Regions from separate parts of the Homo sapiens genome. Here region 2 is linked to region 1. A link is a loop called in an ENCODE intact Hi-C map of the cell type or tissue named here. Cell type or tissue: lower leg skin. All regions are shown on one strand. Each heading gives the region's core, and the rest is flanking DNA. Links, peaks and the distances in the headings are about the cores only.

The links. Peaks named below come from ENCODE experiments on the same cell type or tissue, not always from the same donor. Only the 100,000 strongest peaks of a DNase experiment are listed, where the experiment ranks them.
Region 2: a loop joins it to region 1, with 4 times the contacts of the local background. A loop is called at or near these places in 75 of 110 quality-filtered maps.

The regions. Positions count from the first base shown.
Region 1 is chr20:17,893,352-17,903,891 of GRCh38, forward strand. It overlaps the pseudogene RNU6-192P. Among named protein-coding and RNA genes, the nearest start is that of SNORD17, 64 kb to the right of the region's middle. RefSeq lists enhancers at 2,159-2,835, 2,490-2,629. In lower leg skin, for the core only: CTCF peaks have their summits at 3,677 and 5,356 (motif pointing left); DNase peaks (open chromatin) are centred at 2,416 and 5,341.
Region 2 is chr20:17,504,224-17,513,312 of GRCh38, forward strand. It overlaps BFSP1 (beaded filament structural protein 1), which reads right to left. Exons shown (of 8, transcript NM_001195.5): 4 at 7,753-7,845; 5 at 4,666-4,773. Among named protein-coding and RNA genes, the nearest start is that of BFSP1, 23 kb to the right of the region's middle. RefSeq lists an enhancer at 289-812. In lower leg skin, for the core only: a CTCF peak has its summit at 3,361; DNase peaks (open chromatin) are centred at 298, 428, 1,188, 1,608 and 1 weaker place.

The DNA of each region.
Region 1 (10,540 bases), core at 1,089-9,088:
TTAAAGACAACTAAGAGTATAACTGGATTGTTTGTAACACAAAGAAAGGATAAATGCTGGCTGGATGCAGTGGCTCATGCCTGTAATCCCAGCACTTTGGGAGGCTGAGGCGGGTGGATCATGAGGTCAGGTGTTCAAGACCAGCCTGGCCAACATAGTGAAACCACATCTCTACTAAAAATACAAAAAAAAAAAAGGGAAATTCAGATACACGTTACAACATGGACGAATCTTGAGGACATTATGCTCAGTGAAATAAGCCAGTCACAGAAGGACACATACTGCATACAAGGTACCTAAAGTGTCAAATTCACAGACAGAAAGTAGAATGTGGTTGCCAGGGCCTGCAGAGAGAGGGAATGGGGAGTTATTTAATGGGTATAGAGTTTCAGTTTTGCAAGATGAAAAGTTCTATTACACAACAAGGTGCAAACAGTTAATACTACTGTACTATACACTTATAAATGGTTCAGATGGTAAATTTTATGCTATGTGTTTTTTTTACTACAATTAAAAATAAAATTGTCTCATCAAGGAGCAAGCACCCTGGGGTTTTCATACAACTCCCATCCCTCGCCCACCAGCTGAGAATCACTCTTGAGGTGTTAACTCCCCACACTCCAAGGGCCATAGAGCATGCCCTGTAGAGAGATACAGGGAGCCACAGGCACACATGGAATGGTCTGAGGTCACCTCCCAGTGCCCGGGAGACATTGGGGCACTGACCACATCTGCCATATCATTTACCTTTGAGTCCTCTGTAAAACAGGAATGATAAATACCTACCTCGATAGACCAGTTGCAAAGGCTACTTTGAACATACGCAGACTTAGACTTAACACAGTGCCTGGCCCACAGTTAAAATGTTATAATCAGGCTGGGTGGTGTGATGGCTCCCACCTGTAATCCTAACACTTTGGGAGGCTGAGGTAGGAGAGTTGCTTGAGCCCAGGAGTTCGAGACCAGCCTGGTCAACATAGCAAGACCCCATCTCTACAAAACTTTTTAAAATTAGCTGGATGTTCATCTGAGATGTGAGGATCTGAAAAAAAAAATTAGTCTGATGGGCTGGCCCACGCCTATAGTCCCAGCTGCTTGGGAGGCTGAAGCAGGAGAATCCCTGGAACCCTGGAGGTTGAGGCTGCAGTGAGCTATGATGGTGCCACTGCATTCCAACCTGGGTGACAGAGTGAGATTCTGTCTCTAAATAAATAAATAATTTAAAAATTAGTGGGGTGGCTGGGTGCAGTGGCTAACACCTGTAATCCCAGCACTTTGGGAGGCCGAGACAGGCGGATCACCTGAGGTCGGGAGTTCAAAACCAGCCTGACCAACATGGAGAAACCCCGTCTTTACTAAAAATATAAAATTAGCCGGGAGTGGTGGCACATGCCTGTAATCCCAGCTACTCGGGAGGCCGAGAGGCAGGAGAATCGCTTGAACCTGGGAGGCAGAGGTTGCAGTAAGCTGAGATCCCGCCATTGCACTCCAGCCTGGGCAACAAGAGCGAAACTCCGTCTCAAAAAAAAAAAAAAAAAATTAGCAGGGCATGGTGGCACACACCTGTAGTCCCAGTTACTTGGGAAGCTGAAGTGGGAGGATCCCCTGAGCCCAGGAGTTCCAGGCTGCAGTGAGCTATGAACAAGCCACTGCACTCACTCCAGCCTGGGCAACACAGCAAGGCTGTCTCTTAAAACAAACAAAAAGACTATAATCATTGTACACATCTGCCTTGTCTATTGGCAGGAACAGCGCCAGGACGGCAGGGGAAGAGCTCCGTTTCCCTCCCTGCTCTGGCTCCCTTTAAAGGTGGCTGCCTCTCAGCCTCCTGGCCCACCCGGCCTTCAGGGCCACAGGCCTCAAGCCAGCTGGACACCTCACACCGGACAGCTCTGCCCTGGGAATCCTGGAACCCCCTGCTAGTAGGCGCCACGACCCAGGTCGAGGAATGCCCTCAGCACAGAGACTGTCCCCTGGGGCAGCTCGCCCTACTGCCTGATAAGGGCGGCTCCTTCGCGGCTCCCAGACTCTGGAGCCTGCGGGCTGGGCTGCAGCCAAACGCAGACACCCCTCTAATGCCGACAGCCTGGCCCCCTTACCCTGTAGCTCTCCGCCCTCAGGATGCATTCTTCCCCAGAAGCTCCCTGCCCACCCCCACCTGGAAGGCCTCCCTCGTCTGAATCAGGGCGCACACAGCTGAGTCTCCAGCGCGGACACCCCGTCACCCCAACACCCTTCTCCTCCCCCCGAACAACCGCTTACGATTTTTAGAAATCAGTAAAATACATGCCCAGCTCCAAACTTTTGGAAGCGCCTCAGAGTTTTGCAGAGCATAGCAGTGGTTCTGGGCTCCCCAGTGCACCCCAGACTTGGCTCCCTCCTGCCCAGCCCACAGCCGCGTCCCGAGAGTGAAGGGGAAGCACAGGCAGCCCTTTCCGCCGCCCCCGCTGGCATGACATCACCTTCCCCACGCCGAGAAGCTGAAGTCTTTCTCATTTTGTTTCATGCTCCAAGCGCAGCTTTAAAAACCTTTCCTGGAGGTGGGGAGGGAAAATACCCAAAATATTAGCCGTGGCTACAGCTGGGTGTAGGATGCAGGGAGTTACTGTTTCCTTCTTTATACGTTTGTATTTTCCACAATGACCACATTCTATTTTTTATTGTCAGGAAAACGAATGAGTGTTTTTTAAGTAAGCAATTTAGAAGCCTATTTGGTTGCCTTCAGCATTTTTCAGGGCCTCAGCTCGTTTCTGGAGCCAGCTTTTCAGCCGCTCTTCTCTCCGTTCTCTCGCTCTCTGAGTGGAGTTCTCTGCCTTCCACCCTTTGCTTCTGTCCTTTGAAAATGTGAGCGAAGCACAGTTGCTTGTGCAAACCACACCAGCCTCCTGAGATCCTCTCGATTTTCCTTCTCACTGGGAATATTTTTCATCAGAATTTATTCTCCCAAACTAAGAAAGGGACCTCATGTCCCCGCTCATCTGATGCACTGAGAACACAGCATCATTTTCCCAGTATTCTTGCCAAGAATACACAACCTGAGGCTTATCATGAGGAAACATCAGGCAGACCCAAACTGAAGGACATTCTACAAGAAAACTGCGTGGACTCTTCAAAAATGTCAAGGTCAGGAAAGACAAAGAAAGCCCAAGGAACTGTCGCCGATTGGAGGAGATTAGAGACAGGGCAACCAACTGCAGCACGTGATCTGGGATATTGTGTTGCTATAAAGGACATTACTGGGACAGTTGGTGACATCTAAATCTGAATACGGTCTGTAGATTAGCTAATTGTATTGAATCAGTGTTCGTTTCCTGACTTAGTCACTGCACTGTGGCTGTGTAGCAGAATGTCCTTTACTTTTTAGGAATTATACACTGAAGCTTTGGGAGATAGAGGGCATCACATCTGCAATTTACTCTCTTATGATTCAGAAAAATATATATATTTGTACACACAGACAGAGAAAACAGTAAGGCAAATGTGGCAAAAATGTTAATATTTGGGGAATCTTGATGAAGAGTTTAAAAAAAAATCCTTTTGTTCTGTTCTTAGAATTTTTCTGTAAGTCCCTTTGCTTCTGACCTCTGGGTTAATGCAGTTGACACAACAGCCTGACTCCTAGGCTGACTGCTGACTAATTCTTTGCTTGATGCTCTTGACCTTGGACTGTGTCCTCCCCCGATTTAGCCCCTGTAGAGACAGTGAGCAGGAAGACTAGTTTGGTGAATAATAAATCCGCTGTCACTGCCACCATCACCACCAACAGGGGCAGAGGGACTTTTGCTGAGCACTCACTATGTAAGTCAATGCTCCCATACCCTGAGTGATGTACACAGTACTTCACTCAGTCCTCACAGTAGTCTTCTGAGGTTGCCATTACAATCCCCAATCTACAGATAAAGAAACTGAGGCTCAGAGAGATGAACTCACTTACCTAACGTCACAGCAGCTATTAAGTGGCAAGGCCAGAATTGACCCACAAATCTCTAGAACCCCACAGTCTTACACTAATCTGCCCTGACACTGGTAAGGAGACTGACTGGCTGTACTCTGTTCTGATATTTTCTCTCCTGATTCTCCTTTGCTGAAATAATAGAAACAAAAATAATTGTACCAGCCATAAAAAAATGAAATCCTGTCATTTTCAACAACATGGATGAACTTGGAGGACATCATATTAAGTGAAATAAGCCAGACACAGAGAGACAAATACTGCATGATCTCACTCATATGTGGAATCTAAAAAAAAAAAAAAAAAAAATTGATCTCATAGAAGAAGAGTCAGAGAGTCCAACAGTGGTTACCAGAGCCTGGGAAGGGCAGGGGAGAGGGGAGGATGGGGAGAGGTCGGTCAACAGGTACAAATTACAATTAGATGGGAGGCATAAATTCTGGGGTTCTGTTACACAGTAGGGTGGCTATGGTTAACAGTAAGATATTGTATATTACAAAATAGCTAGAGGAGAGGCTTTTGAATGTTCTCACCACAAGGGAATGATAAATGCCTAAGGTGATTGACATGCTAACTACCCTAATTTGACCATTATACAATATATGTATTAAAATATCAAACTGCACCCCATACCTATGTACAATGATAATGTGTCAATTAAACTAATTAATTTTAAAAAATTATTATAAAGCTATGCTGCTCCATAGAGTGACCACATGTAGCTGTTTAAATTTAATAAGGCTGGGCATGATGGCTCATGCCTGTTATCCCAGCACTTTGGCAAATCAAAGCAGAGAATTGCCTGAGGCCATGTGTTCAAGACCAATCTGGGCAACACAGTGAGATCCATCCCTAGAAAAAATAATTTTAAAATGAGCTGGGTGTGGTGATGCTTGCCTATAGTCCTAGCTTGACTGGGAGTTTGAGGCTGCAGTGAGCTATGGCATGCCACTGCACTCCAGCCTGGGCAACCAAGCTGAGCTCTGTCTCTAAAAATTAATCAGTTAATTAATTAATTAATTAGAATTAAGTAAAATCTGAAATTCAGTTCCTCAGTCTCACTAGCCACATTTCAACTGCTGATTAGCTCCATGTGGCTTGTGGCTACAATTATTGGACAGAGCAGATTGTAAAACATTTCTAACACGGCAAAAAGTTCTATTGGACAATGCCGTTCCAAAAACTTTTACATGTGTTCATGAAGATACAAAAAATGAAAAATAAACAAAAAAAAATTTACATACCCTTCACTGACCAAGATAATTTTTTATTCAAAGTTAACTTATTTTTAAGATAAAACTTCAAACACAAAATTGACTTCAACACTGTTCTCACTTGTCACACAGAAACCAACTTTTCAGCCGCGGCAGCATCAGGTGTTAGGGAGAGACACCTCCTGGCAGCACATGGAATTACAACCTAGCACAATCAGACACTGGAACCAGCCAGGGACTGGGTTTCAGCAGCCATCGGTGGAATACCAGGAGATTCCCAAGAGTGGGAGAAAAATCCCATACCAAGAAACAATCATGGATAAGGCACCAGGAAGACATACTAGGTTACAAAAGCCCATCCAAGGCCAGGCGCAGTGGCTCACGCCTGTAATCCTAGCACTTTTGGAGGCCAAGGCGAGCAGATCACTTGAGGTCAGGAGTTCGAGACAAAAGCCCATCCACCACCAGACATAAATCTCCTGTGTCACATCCCTCAAGCCATGCATGGCTGCACAGAGATACATAATAATAAGTGTCGGTCATTTGAATAAATAAATGATTGATTGATTAATTCTGATTATTTCAGAACTCTACCATTAAGCATTTTATTGTCTTCTTTAACATTCTTTTTCAGTTGGACACATATTATGAAGGGAATGTAGAGCTGGGATTTACTGCTTCAAACAACTTAGCTGACACAGAAGTGTTCGATGATCAAGGAACGTCTGGACTTTAGCAAAATCATCAAGAACAAGAAAACATCAAGATGAGTTTCTGGTAAAGCATAAAAAGAAGTTCCTGGCTAGGCACGGTGGCTCACGCCTGTAATCTCAGAACTTTGAGAGACCAAGGAGGACAGATCACTTGAGTCCAGGAGTTTGAGACCAGCCTGACCAACATGGTGAAACCCCGTCTCTACTAAAAATACAAAAAGTAGCCAGGCATGGTGGTGTACATCTGTGATCTCAGCTACTCAAGAGGCTGAGGCACGAGAATCGCTTGAACCTGGGATGCAGAGGTTGCAGTGAGCTGAGATCATCCCACTGCACTCCAGCCTGGGCAACAGAGTGAGACTCTGTCACAAAAAAAAGAAAGAAAGAAAGATGTTCCCATTTTTTTTTCCTTTGGCCCAAGATGGTGGAAATGAAAGATGGCTTACTGGATTGGGAAATGGATTGGACCCTAAATCATTCTTTATCCACTCGTTCCACAGATACTGATTGGGCCTCTTGGTAGCCAGGCGGCGGGATGATGAGTAGTGCTGGAGGCCACTTAGCTGAGTTGTGCACACAAAATAACACAATGCACAAAAGGTTTATCTTCAGGAACTCATCCCGGGTAGAACAAGTGCTCAGCAGAGATCTGGGCTGGTGAAGGCAGCTTGCGGTCCCTGACTCTTCTGAGAACCTGGGGATCCAGGTTCAGGGAGACCAACGCTATTGGATACAAATCTTGAATTTAAAGAAATTGGGATGTAAATAATGATGCAATCCCCGAGGCTCATGGAGTACCCCAGTGACAGGAGAGGTTTTCCATGGGATTCAAGCAGGCTAATCAGCAAGACAATCTGGGCTGTCTCAGTGAGCCGTGGCCTGAGGCTACTTGTGGGCCACCTGTCCAGAATTGGAGGGGTCCCAGGGTCTGATGTAGCTTCAGAGAGATGGAATAGTAAAGAGGATCATGCATTGCAAAGTCCACAACAGCCCCCCAAAACAAGGACAGTCCCCTTATTTGATGAACTTTTGTTGGGTTCCTGTCTTGTGCCGAGCTGTGTGCTAGGTTCTGGGGAGACAGAGACCAATAAGCTTCAGAGACCTGAGAAGTAGGGTCCTTCTCTTCTTCATCACTTTCTTCACAAACCCACTTCAGTTTCCTCTTAACTCCTGGCATGAGTAAGGTGCTATTTCATAACCCTTTTATCTTTATTAAAGGTGTCAGGTATCCAATAGGAAAAAAAATGCACAAATGAATTTAAAAGGCATTCACACAAAAGGATATCAAAATGGCCAGTAAGTTCATAAAAAGATGCTCAACATCAGCCAGGCGCGGTGGCTCATGCCTGTAATTCCAGAACTTTGGGAGGTCGAGATGAGTGGATCCCTTGAGGTCAGGAGCTTGAGACCAGCCTGGCCAACATGGTGAAACCCTGTCTCTACTAAAAACACAAAAAATTAGCCAGATGTGGTAGCACATGCCTGTAATCTCAGGTACTTGGGAGACTGAGGCAGGAGAATCATTTGAACCCAGGAGGCGAAGGATGCAGTGAGCCGAGATTGCGCCAGCACACTCCAGCCTGGGCAACAGAGCGAGACTCCGTCTCAAAAAAAAAAAAAAGATGCTCAACCTCAATGGTTACAGGGAAATGCAAATTAGACCCACAATATGCTGTGACTATACACTCCCTAGAATGGCTAAAATTAAATTTCTGAAAATATCAAGCATTGGTGAGGATGTGGAGGAAGTGAACTCTTACATGCTGCTGGTGGAAGTATAAACCAGTACAAGCACTTTGGAGAACCATTTGGCAGTTTCTTCTAAAATTAAACATACACTCACCATGTGACCAAGCAGTTCCACTCCTGGGTATATACCCTGAAAGAAATGAGTGCGTACACACACCAAAAAACATGTACAAAAATACACATTGCTGCTAAATCGATAACAGCCAAAAACTAAATACAACTCAAATGCCCATCAATAGAAGAATAGATAAATACATTGTGGTGTACAGCACAGCAAGAAAAATGAATGGGTTGCTCTTACGTGAAATATGAATGAATCTCAAAAACACAATATTGATCACAAGATATCAAATAAGCCAGGCACAGTGTGGCTCACACCTGTAATCCCAGAACCTTGAGAGGCTGAGGCCAGAGGATCCCTTGAGTCTAGGAACTTAAGACCAGCCTGGGCAACATAGGGTGACCCCATCTCTACAAAAAAATTTTTTAAAAATTAGCTGGGTGTGGTAGTGTGCACCTGTAGTCCCAGTTCCTCGGGAGGCTGGAGCGGGGGCACCGCTTGAGCCCAGGAGTTCAAGGCTGCATTGAGCTATGGTCACACCACTGCACTCCAGCCTGAGTCACAGAGGACTAAGACCCCTTTTTAAAAAATAAAAATAAAAAATAAAAAAATAAAAGGCAAAACTTATCTACATATGATGAGAGAGGTCAGAATAGTGTCTACTTGTTTAGGGCAGTGGGAGATGGGGATTGAGTGAGAAAGGGCCTGAAGGAACTTACTAGAATGATGGAAATGTTCTCTATCCTGATCTTGGTGGTTGTTACATGAGTGTATACATAGGTAAAAATTCATTGAGCATCCACTTAAGATTTGTGTATTTTACTATATGCAAATTATGCATCAATAAAAGAGCAAAAACAATCAAAACTCTTAGGTGACCACACCTGATATAAGCATGGCTGATACATTAAAAAGCTTGCATATATTACAATGAATACCATCATTTGGGAATTTAATATAATTTTGTAACAGCCTCAGAAACAGTCATATTCCAGAGGCCCTTGGCAACAGCTTTGTTGCTTACAGCTCACCAGCACCAAAAGGGACCCGTCGCTTTCCAACCAAGGGGGCTGTGGCCCTGCCCAGAACTCTCAAGGGATCCACCTTTCTGGGTCGAACTCTCACAGCTCCCAGAGTACCTGGGGCCAAGCACGTGAGCTGCCAGCAGGCCTTAGCACCCTGGGATGCCAGACCTGCTCAAACTTGGAGAGGGTCCTACAGGTCCTTGGAGGAAAATTACAAGCCCCAAGTACACTGGACACACAGAGTTTGCCTGTGATGAAAACTTAGATGAAGGAAGAAGCCCTTTAGGAGGGTCTTTCTTGTCTTCTGCAGATGTGCGGCTCTAGCCGTGCTGCAACGCAGACCATGGACCAGGAGCTCCCAACCTCAGCTGCACAGCACAGGGGAGCATTGGAACATGGGATGCCCGGACCGTCTGACCCACACCAACTGAATCAGAATCTTTAATATGGTGTTTCTCAGAGGGCCCCCTGGAGCCACAGCAACATTGTCACCTGGGAACCTGTTAGAAATGCACATTCTCAGGCCCCACTTCAGACCCACTGAATTCTGTGGCCAGCCCCAGCAATCTTTGTTCTGACTGTTCTCACAGTCCCTGCCAGGGGTTCTGATGCATGTGGAAGTGTGGGACCTAATTAGAAACTGCATTTCTAGCAAGTTTCCAGGCGGTGCAGATGTGGCTGCTCTGGGGACTACACTCTGAAAACCACCAGAGTCTAACTGTCTAATGGGTAGAGCCAAGCTCTGGGAGAGAGTGGGGGAAATTAAAAGCTACCCAGGTGAGTGGCTCTGATGCAGGTGAGAGTAATTAGCATTGCCATAGCCTCTCATCGTCTCATCTGACAAGAGGTACACAGCTGGAGAGGGAGCTCACACAGGTGAGGGCGTTACAGGAGAAGAAATACCATCTCCTCAATTTGACCTGTCTGTGGTCTCTTCATTTCTATAACACTGCAATTTGGGGTTCCTGGTACGGCAGAATTTAGGTTCTAGGTGCCTAGCCCTGAGAATTTGTTCTGGCAATATTGAAGCTGGAGACGTTTTTGTTAGAACACTTTGCATAAAAGCCTTTATGGGGAAGGGGACCTGATTTTACCTTAAAAAGCTAATTTTTGGCCCAAGATAGATGAGACTTAGAAGGGGAGAGGAAGTAAAGGAGGAGTAAAGAGAATGAAAAGAAGAGATGATGTGCAGGGCTGGGGAGGAGAGAGCAAATGGGGAGGAAGAGAAAGAACTGTGAGAGAAGGACTGAAAGATCGTCTCTCCTTTCCAAGGAGCGTCCGCCCTCTCTCTTTTTTTAAAATTGAGCACTGAGAAGGGATTTATGCAAGACTGGGTGCAAGAGCTGGGCAAGCTGATATGCAAAGCAGGAAAGCAAAGGATTGAAAGGAGTCAAAGTGCTGTCTTTGGCAGCACATGTATAAAATTGGAATGAAGGCCGGGCACCGTGGCTCACGTCTGTAATCCCAGCACTTTGGGAGGCTGAAGTGGGCGGATCACTTGAGGCCAGGAGTTCGAGACCAGTCTGGCCAACATGATGAAACCCGTTTCTACTAAAACTATGAAAACTAGCCGGGCGTGGTGGTGCATGCCTGTAATTCCAGCTACTCGGGAGGCTGAAGCAGGAACTCAGGAGGCACAGGTTTCAATGAGCCGAGATCACGCCACTGTACTCCAGCCTGGGTAACAGAGTGACACTCTGTCTCTAAATAAATAAATAAAACTGGAACAATACAGAGAAGATTAGCATGGCCCCTGCAAGGATGACACACGAATTCATGAAAAGTTCCATATCAATAAAAATTATTTTAAAATTTTTTTAAAAGAA
Region 2 (9,089 bases), core at 1-8,000, 390 kb before region 1:
ATGCTCTACGGGATTCTGCTGAGTCCAGTGAAGTGATGACTTGGTTTATAAAAGTGGACTGATGTCTATACCGATGTGGTTTTTACAGCTCCATAATTTAAACCTTTCATCAGAAGGAAGAGTGTTCAGGAAAACCAGTAAGAGCTCCTGTCTCAGGAGCTCAACAGGAATGGAGATGCCTGTGACGAGAGCCACTGTGGCACGGCGTCCACTGCCACCCAGCACCAGCCTGGCCGAGGAGAATGAGACACGGACCCTCCTCTAGAAGGCCGCAGTCCAGCAGGGGAGGCACGCCCAGGGCATCTCAGAGGAAGAAAGGGGCTTCCAGGAGGAGGCAGGACCGGTCCTGGGAACCGAGGAAGGAAAGGGACTTCCAGAAAGGAGAGAAGGAATGAGCAAAGGGGAGGTCCCAGAAACTGCAGGAGGGGTCAGGAGACGAAGAGAAGAGAGGTTGGCCCAGGGTTCCTCCAACGGTGGGGCCATGTGGCAACCTGAACTTTATCCGGAGCCAGGTGACTGCTGTTTCTGCCTGGACCGTTAGATTGCCTGGTTTATATCTGTCTCCCCACTGGGCTGTGAGCCGCTGAGGGCACGACACAGGCAGGAGCCTGACGCGAGCCCCATCTGGAGGGGTGAGCTCTCACCTCAGTCCTTAGGACCCCAGACACCTTTAGGTGTAAGGTTTTTTTTTTGTTTTTGTTTTTGTTTTTGTTTTGTCTTAAAAAAAAAAAAAAGGAAACTCATTACATACTGTCTTACACAAACTAAACCACTAGATGGTGCTAAGTGACTTTAATGAGAAATGAGACATGGGCGGTTCCCACTTTGCAATTTTAAAAAGTGACTTTCTTTACTTCCCTGTCACAGAAACTCTCAGTCCATGCAATTTAGGGAACTAGAATTACCTGTCCTTTCCTCTCCACCTGTCCGAAGTGCTTCCTCCGGGGCTCTTACGGGTATATGTGCACTTATTTGAAGGAGAGGCTTCCAGCTTCCAGCTCCAAGCCCAGGCACTATTCTCCCATCGTCCGCCCAGCGTCTCCCAGACTGAGCCCGCAGAGCCACGTGGAGGGCTTAAACAAGGCGCACCGGCCCGCCCCAGAGCTCCTGGGTCAGTGGTCTGGGGTGCCTGTGAATCTGCATTTCTGACAAGTTCCCAGGTGGTGCCCCCGCTGCTGGGACGGGGACCTCACCCTGACGACCCCTGCTGTGGAGAGTTCGGGAAGCTTCGGACGCCCTAACCATAGGCGGAACCCGCTGCCACGGCCCTGGTGCTAGCAGACGCTCTCTCTCGGCCCGCCCTCCACCGAGTTCCGGCCACAGAGCGGGCCCTGCCCGGCGGTGTGCGGCCACATCTTCCTTCAGCTCTAGCTTAGCTGCTACATTGGGAAGCCACTAAAACCTTTAAAACCAGCAAAAACCCAGCCACAAACATTTGAAATGAGGCCCAAGCCTGGGACACAGGGGGACCAGGTGGAACATTCGCCCACTCCCTGGGACCCGCCCTTACCCTGTGGTTCTCAGTGTGGCTCCTGGACCAGCCGCAGCACCATCACAGGGACACCTAGACATGCAGCATCCCGGGCCACACCCCAGACCCACTGAGTCAGGAGCTCCCGGGCGCACCCAGCCACGTCTGGGTTTTCATCAGAGCTAAGGAGGCAGAATTTTGGCCCCCGTGACCTTTTCCCCTTGGTGCTACACCCTTGAATATGTTACATGGCAAAAAGGGACTTTGCAGATATAATTAAAGTTCTTAATCAGTTACCCTTTTTTAAGGAAAGGAGTTTATTCAAGATTATCCCCTAAAAACAGAAGTCAGAGAAACGTGTAAGTCCAAGTCATTGAGATGAGACGCAGGAAGAGGGTTCAGAGTTCGCTGCCGGCTCCGAACGTGGAGGGGCCTGAAGCCAAGGAGCCTGGGCAGCCCTGACAGCCACTCCTGGCCAGCAGCCGGCAAAGAAACAGGGTCCTCACTCCTGCCAAGAACTTGAATGAGACTGGAAGCAAATTCTCCCCTAACAGCCTCTGGACAAGGGCCCAGGCTGGCCAACATCTTTCTTTCTACCTTTTGAGACCCAGAGCAGAGAAACCGATAGGACCCACCCAGACTTCCCACCTACACAACTGCGATGACACGGGTGCTGGTGGTGACTCATCAAGGCAGCAACAGAAAATGGACACAGCCGTGTTTCATCAGCTACATGCTATAGCTTGTTACTGAGTGAGTATAAGCACATCTGTCATTTTATTTAAAATGATTCAGTAATATTTTGATAACTGTTTTAATATAATTAGTTTCTTTTTTTTTTTTTTTGGAAACGGGGTCTCATTCTGTTGCCCAGGCTGGAGTGCAGTGGCTCAGTCTCAGCTCACTGCAGCCTCAACCTCTCCAGGCTCAGGCAGTCCTCCCATGTCAGCTTCCTAAGTAGCTGGAACCACAGGCACGCACCACCACGCCCAGCTAATTTTTGTATTTTTTGTAGAGGTGGGGTTTCGTCATGTGGCCCAGGCTGGTCTCAAATTCCTGGACTCGAGCAGTCCACTCACCTTGCCCTCCCAAAGTGCTGGCATTACAGGCGTGAGCCACCACACCCAGCCTGGTTTCCTTTAAATTATCTGTATTTTATTTTATGCCTTTACCATCATTTTTCTGAGAAGCGGTCTCCATCAGAATGCCACGGGTGGGAGTGGAGGAGGCAGCACAGAAGAGATGTTTGAGACCCTGCTTTAGAGACGAGGGCAGCAGGGAAAAGCCAGGAAGTCCTCCTGCAGCCACTCAGGACAGAAACAGGCGGCCAACCAGCGGTTTCATTTCATGTTCTCAGAAACCAGGTTAATCTGTTGTGAAATTTCTTATTTTGATATTCAACAAATACCTGTACATAAAGAGAGGAACATTCTTTTTGTCCTGGAACTGGAATTTGCCATCTAGGCTGGGCTCCTTCATCTTTCTCAGTATCTCTAGGGCAGTGGTTTTCAACTTTATCACCACCGCCCCAGGAAAAACCACATTTCTCATTGCGAGCCATACACATCAGATAGGTAGGTGTGTGTGTGTGTGTGTGTGTGTGTGTGTGTGTATTTCAACATATCCATATGGATATAGAGAGATAAAACAAGGGCTTCACAAAACAAATCCTCCCTTTCACTTGCTGTACACTCTGTTTTTCTTATTATATTTTAGTCTAGCATTTTGTTGACTTCCTTTTACATGCCAGTCAATTCTACTGAGTTCATTTTACATCCAAAAATGAGTTGTCACTAGCCATTTGGAAAACACTGGTCTCTAGGACCACGACTGGGCTTGTATCCACGTCCCTATTCACATACACAGCACACACACATACACATGACACACACACACCACACACACTTCACATACACATCCCACATATATCACACATACCATGTATATCACACACACACACCCCATGTACACAAACACATACAACCCTTATTCTATCCTGTCAGAGCCTCAGAAGAAACCACACAGGCCCCAGTCACCAGGATGAGGCACATGGTCCCTGAGCCAGGGTTTGTCTCACAAGAAGGAGGAGTTTTAAGTGCCTTACTTGGTTCCTCCTGCTGCGATCGTCAGTTCAGGGGACCACCACAGACCCGGGTTTGCTTTCCAGCAGCCCCTGAGAGCTGCTGCACTGTGAGTTTTGTGTGGTGCGTGCTGGGATGGGAATTAGGATGTGAACTCCAAGGTCCCAAAATGAAATCCTGAGCAGACATGGGGGCACTGGAAATCAATAAAAAGCGCTACATCTAGTTGTGGCTTCACATTTTTAGACAGAGTAACACATAACATCCAAATGGTCCAGGCTTTCTGAAGTGTCCGATTTTTACACGTTTTGCTCTCTTGTCCCCATGTGTACTTGTCAAACCAAATGTCAACTTACTTTTTGGTTTGGGAAATGTGGTTAGAGAGCCATACAAAGGTGCAGTATTTTAACCCAAGCGTCCCTGTGGAATGACCTGCTGTAGGGTAATGAGAAAGAGAGAGAACCGGAAGGAACAAAGAAGATGAGCCGGCAAGTAGCCAAGAAGGCACAGGCCACAGGACAGTTTGGGGCTTTTCTGTTTTGTTTTCAAATTAAGCTTCACCCAAAAGGGGTGGGGGTAGAAATGTGAGCTTTCCACCAACACGTTTCTAACTAGAAGCAAACACTGATACAACCACTCTTGCCGGGTTGTAATCAAATTCCGAAGGAGAACTGTTACCATGAGAAGGAAAACAGAAGCACAGATTTGAACAAGTGGAGGATAAAAATCCCTATGGTGTCCGTTTCTTCTTATTCTTACGAAGCTTGACCTGGGCAAAATGAATGCATGATGTAGACACTGGGGCAGCCTAAGCCTAAGACTCGGTGGGGAGGGCATGACTCGAAGGAGTCCCAAGGGGCACCTCTGAGGGGCCAGGAATGAGCGTGGCACCTGTGTCCCCCAGCTCAGGACTCTCCCTGTGTCCTGGAAAACTCCTCAGTCCAGGCCAGAGCAGAGCGCTTGGCCACCCACTCAGAAAACCCCGTTTCTGCCAGGAACATAGGATATGTTCAGCGTGTGACAGCTCCTCAAGCTGCATGCGTGTGCCTGCGCGTAACACCTCCATGAAACATGTGGGAAGCCCCAATGCACACGCGGCAGACTCGAGCGTACCTGTGCCTGCAGCTCCACTCTCTGCGCCTGCAGGTGGGAGAGCACCTCCCGGCCCTCCTCCAGCTGACTCCGCAGGGCGGCCACCTCCCGCTCCGTCAGGAGCTTCTCCTGCACAGAGAAGGCCAGAGTCAGACTCATGGGACATGCAGAGAGGAAAAGGGCAGAGAAGGTGCGGGGCCCTGGTATGGACGGAATATCCGTGTCCCCCTGAATTCTGTGTTGAAGCCCTAACTAACTCCCAAGATGAAGGTTTTAGGAGACCTTTGGAAGGTGTTAGGGTTAGATGAGGTCATGAGGATGGGGGGCCCCATCATGTGATTAGGGTCTTTGTAAGAACAAGAAGAGACACCAGAGCCCCCACCCCCACCCCCTGTCTGTCTGTCACGTGAGACACAGCAAGAAGGCAGCCGTCTTCAAGCCAGAAAGAGAGCCCTCACCAGACACCAATTCTGCTGGCATCTTGATCTTGGACTTCCAGCACCCAGGACAGTGAGAAGTAAATGTCTGCCTGTCGGCCCTCCCATCTGTAGTGTCCTGTTATAGTAGCCTGAGAAGACTAAGCCAGGCCCACAGCACAGCCATCAATGCCTTTTGCTTTGTCTTCAAAGTCTGAACCTCCTTGGGAGTGTGACATGCCGGGACCAAGTACCAGGAGACCAGAGCTTAGACCTGGCTGTGCCATGAACCTACTAAGAGACTCTAGAAAAGGATTTGACTCTCAAAGCCTCTGTTTTCCCTTCTGTGAAAGGGAAAACCTGGAATGCACACTCTCGAAGAAAATGAAGGCTGGTTGGAGCCGCGAGCCATACGCTGTGCTCGGATGTCAGCGCAGCACAAAGCAGGAGCCATCAGCCCCAGTGGGTGAAAGGGAAGTGACGCTCCAGGGAATGGCTAGAAGGAAATCCTCTGACCTCTCCACACTCTGCCAAGCAGGTCCCTCTCTCCTGACCTGCCTTTCCACGTCTATTCAAAAATATTCAAATTGTTTCACAAAGGCCTGACTGCTCAAGAGCCATGCATTCTGACACAGAGCACATTGACTCGAAGCCATGCAAAATCAAACACCAAGTCTACAATGAGGGTTTCTGTGTCCAGAGGCTGCATGGAAGACAGCCTCTGCTTCAAACACCTTACAAAGTGGCTGCAGCAATGACATAGACATACAGGAAAGTGACCGTCTAACTTGATTGTAGAATTGCTAAGCTAAGACTCATAAAGATGTGACACTTTCTCAATCGGTGCTTCTCTATCCTGAGCATGCACACGAGTCCCTGCGGATCTGGCTAAGATGCAGATTCTGCCTCAGTGGGTCTGAGGCTGGACTGGACACTCTGCACGTCTCACAAGCCCAGACGATGCTGATCGATGACATCAAAGTCAGTTTAGTGTCTGTATACTTATGACTTAGAAGGGTCTTATTACATGGGAATAGATGATACAATTCAAAAGGTATGCTCGGATGTAAAACACCTTTGAGTTAGAGTTGGGTTTGAAAAATAAAAGTAACATCTCTGGAAAGGAATCTCTGGGAAAGAAAATTAAGGCTTCAGGAAAAGTTTTTTTAGGCCTTTGTAGCAACATCAGTTACATCCACTAAGGAGAACAGGATCCTGAAATGGTAACTGGTGGGCAATTCAGACAAGACTATCCTCATGAATGCCAAAAAAAGTAACTTTCCTGTCGCTTAGATGATACTTTGCAGGGTTCAAAAGTGTCTTCTAAAGCAAATTTGGGGATTTCTTTAGCTTTGTATAAAATAATTAAGACGAAAAAGTTCAGGCAGCCGGTGACCCCAGCCCATGGGTTCTGCAGCAGTTTGTCTGCATGCTGGTCCTGGGCAGGCCCCACCTCCTGGGAAGCCCATTCATTGACTCGGAGCATGGCCTGAGCACACATCTAGGCAATTTCAAGTGTCACCAGGGTTGAGAGCCACCATCCTAGGTCATCCTTGCAAAAAGACCCAGAACCTTATCTCTTGACCAATCCACCAAACCCTGTAGTAGCCTACCACAACCTCTGAAGAAGGGACACTGTAACATTTTTATTTAATTTGCATCATTTCCAGTGTTTGTGGGGTTTTTTTGCTTCTTGTTTGTTTGTTTGTTTAGAGATGGGGTCTTGCTATGTTGTTCAGGCTGGTATTGAACTCCTAGCCTCAAATGATCCTCCCACCTCAGCCTCCTGAGTAGTTGGGATTACAAGCATGAGCCACCTCACTCAGCACCAGTCTATATATATATATATCATGCTATGCATCACAAAATTCCATAAACCATATTAGGAAAAGCGTTACTATCCCGTTGAGCAGCTAGAGAGTCAAATGAAGAAGGAATTTGGAACATAATATCAGAAGTAATTTTTCATATCCAAATCTTAATTTTTACAAATTGGCTTCAACAATCTCTATCCTTTCCCACTAGTTTCAATGCCACAGGCTCACATAATCATTAGCAGAGCTCCGTCTTGGAAATATATTCACTAATTATCTGAGATTATCTGTATTTGAAATTCATTATCAGATTGATAGGGAGAATAAGGAAACAAACCAATTTTTTAAATGGGCAAGAGGCTTGAGCAGATACTTCCACAAAGAAGCTATCCGGATGGCAGATGAGTGCACAAAAGGATGCTCGGCTTCCTTAGTCATTAGGGGATGCAAATTAAAACCACCACCATTAGAAGAGCAAAGACACACTACAAAGCTGACATACCAAGTGCTGGCAAGGACAGGAAGCCACAGAAACCCTCACGCATTGTGGGTGGAGATGCAACAATGGCACATCGCTTTGGAAAGCAGCTTGGTCATTTCTTATAAAGTATGCAAGGAAGAACAGCTCATAATTCTCAAGAGAAAATACCGAAGAAAATGGTCAAGGATGCGGTTTACATCCTCACATGTCTAAATATTGGCATTTACAGTACAAGTAAAATATCAGAAGAAGAAACTTCAGATGAGAATACAAGGCAGGAGTGGGGAGTGGACCCTGGTGGCCGCCCTCACAGTCCAACCTGTGAGCCCTTCCCTGGGAGTCTCCAGGTACAGCTTCCCTCCAGGGCTGGTTTGCCTTTTCCTGCTTCAATTCTTACCTCCCTCATCCCACTCGTCACAATGGATGCTGGAGGAGTGGTGTGGATGATCTGCTGCAGGATGCTGATATAGGTCTGAACTTCCAGAAGATTCTGTTGGGGGAGGGAAAACATTCTCATTATAAGTTGAGCTGCGCTGGTTTTTCCTTCTAGTACTAGATGAGAACAGGAATGGACACTTCCGCACGCTCCCTCATCACAGACAGGACAGACCATGACCAGGTTCAGGAGGAAGAAGAGACTGATGCATTTGCTGCCATGGGTGGGCCTGCCCACATGTGCACCATGCTCATTCCTGGCACCTCAGTCTCCTTTAATCTTCACAAGAACAACGGGGCCGATGAATAAACTAAGACTTGCCTTATTTCACTGTTTCTCTTCAGTTACATTGGTGCATTGGTCTTCACAAAGCCCTGGGTGGCGGAGGCACAAAAAAAAAAAGAGAAAAAAACCAGCCCTCACCAGACATGGTGGCTCACACCTGTACTCCCAGCACTTTGGGAGGCCAAGGCAGGTGGATTGCTTGAGCCCAGGAGTTGGAGACCAGCCTGGGCAACATAGTAAGATCCCATTTCTACAAAAAATGTTAAAATTAGCTATGTGTTGTGGTGTGCACCTGTGGTCCCAGCTACTTAGGAGGCTGAGGTAGAAGGATCACTTGAACCTGGGGGTGGGTGGAGGCTGCAGTGAGTTGTGATCACCCCACTGTACTCCAGCCTGAGTGATAGAATGAGACACCGTGTCAAAAATAAATAAGTTAAAAGGCCCTGGAGGGCACAAAGGACCCTTTCCAACACCAGCAGTGTTTCAAAGAATGGGCTTTGGTCAATCAGGCCTGGACTAAAAGACTTACTGGCTATGTGTGACCTCAGGCAAGCTATTTAAACCTCCTAAAATGCAAGTTCTTCTGTAAAACAGGGATAACTATCTGTAGGGATGCTGATCCCCTTTACCCGCCAGTGCCCCTGTCCCCAGCTCTGTAATAACAGATGACACAGCCCTCTCCAGAAAGCAGCCCTTGGCCAACAAATGGTCATCTTGTCCAGGAAGCTACCAGGCCCTGCCTCATCCCCAACCCAGGCCAACGACTGACAGCACAGGAGTACAAAAGACCAACTCTCTCAACTCCTTGAGGGACCCAGCTGTGGTGTAATTCACATTCACACTCCAGAGCTTCCTGTGGGATCATGAGAAGGCCACAGCTGGACTCCGGCTGAGGACAAGTCCTTGCTCTGCTCCCTGCCCTGTCCTGCCCTTTTCCTCCCCTTCTCAGAGCCCTCCACTAAGACATCAGTGACAAAAAATCACTACCTAGAGCTCTGCTTAGAGGAAGCCTG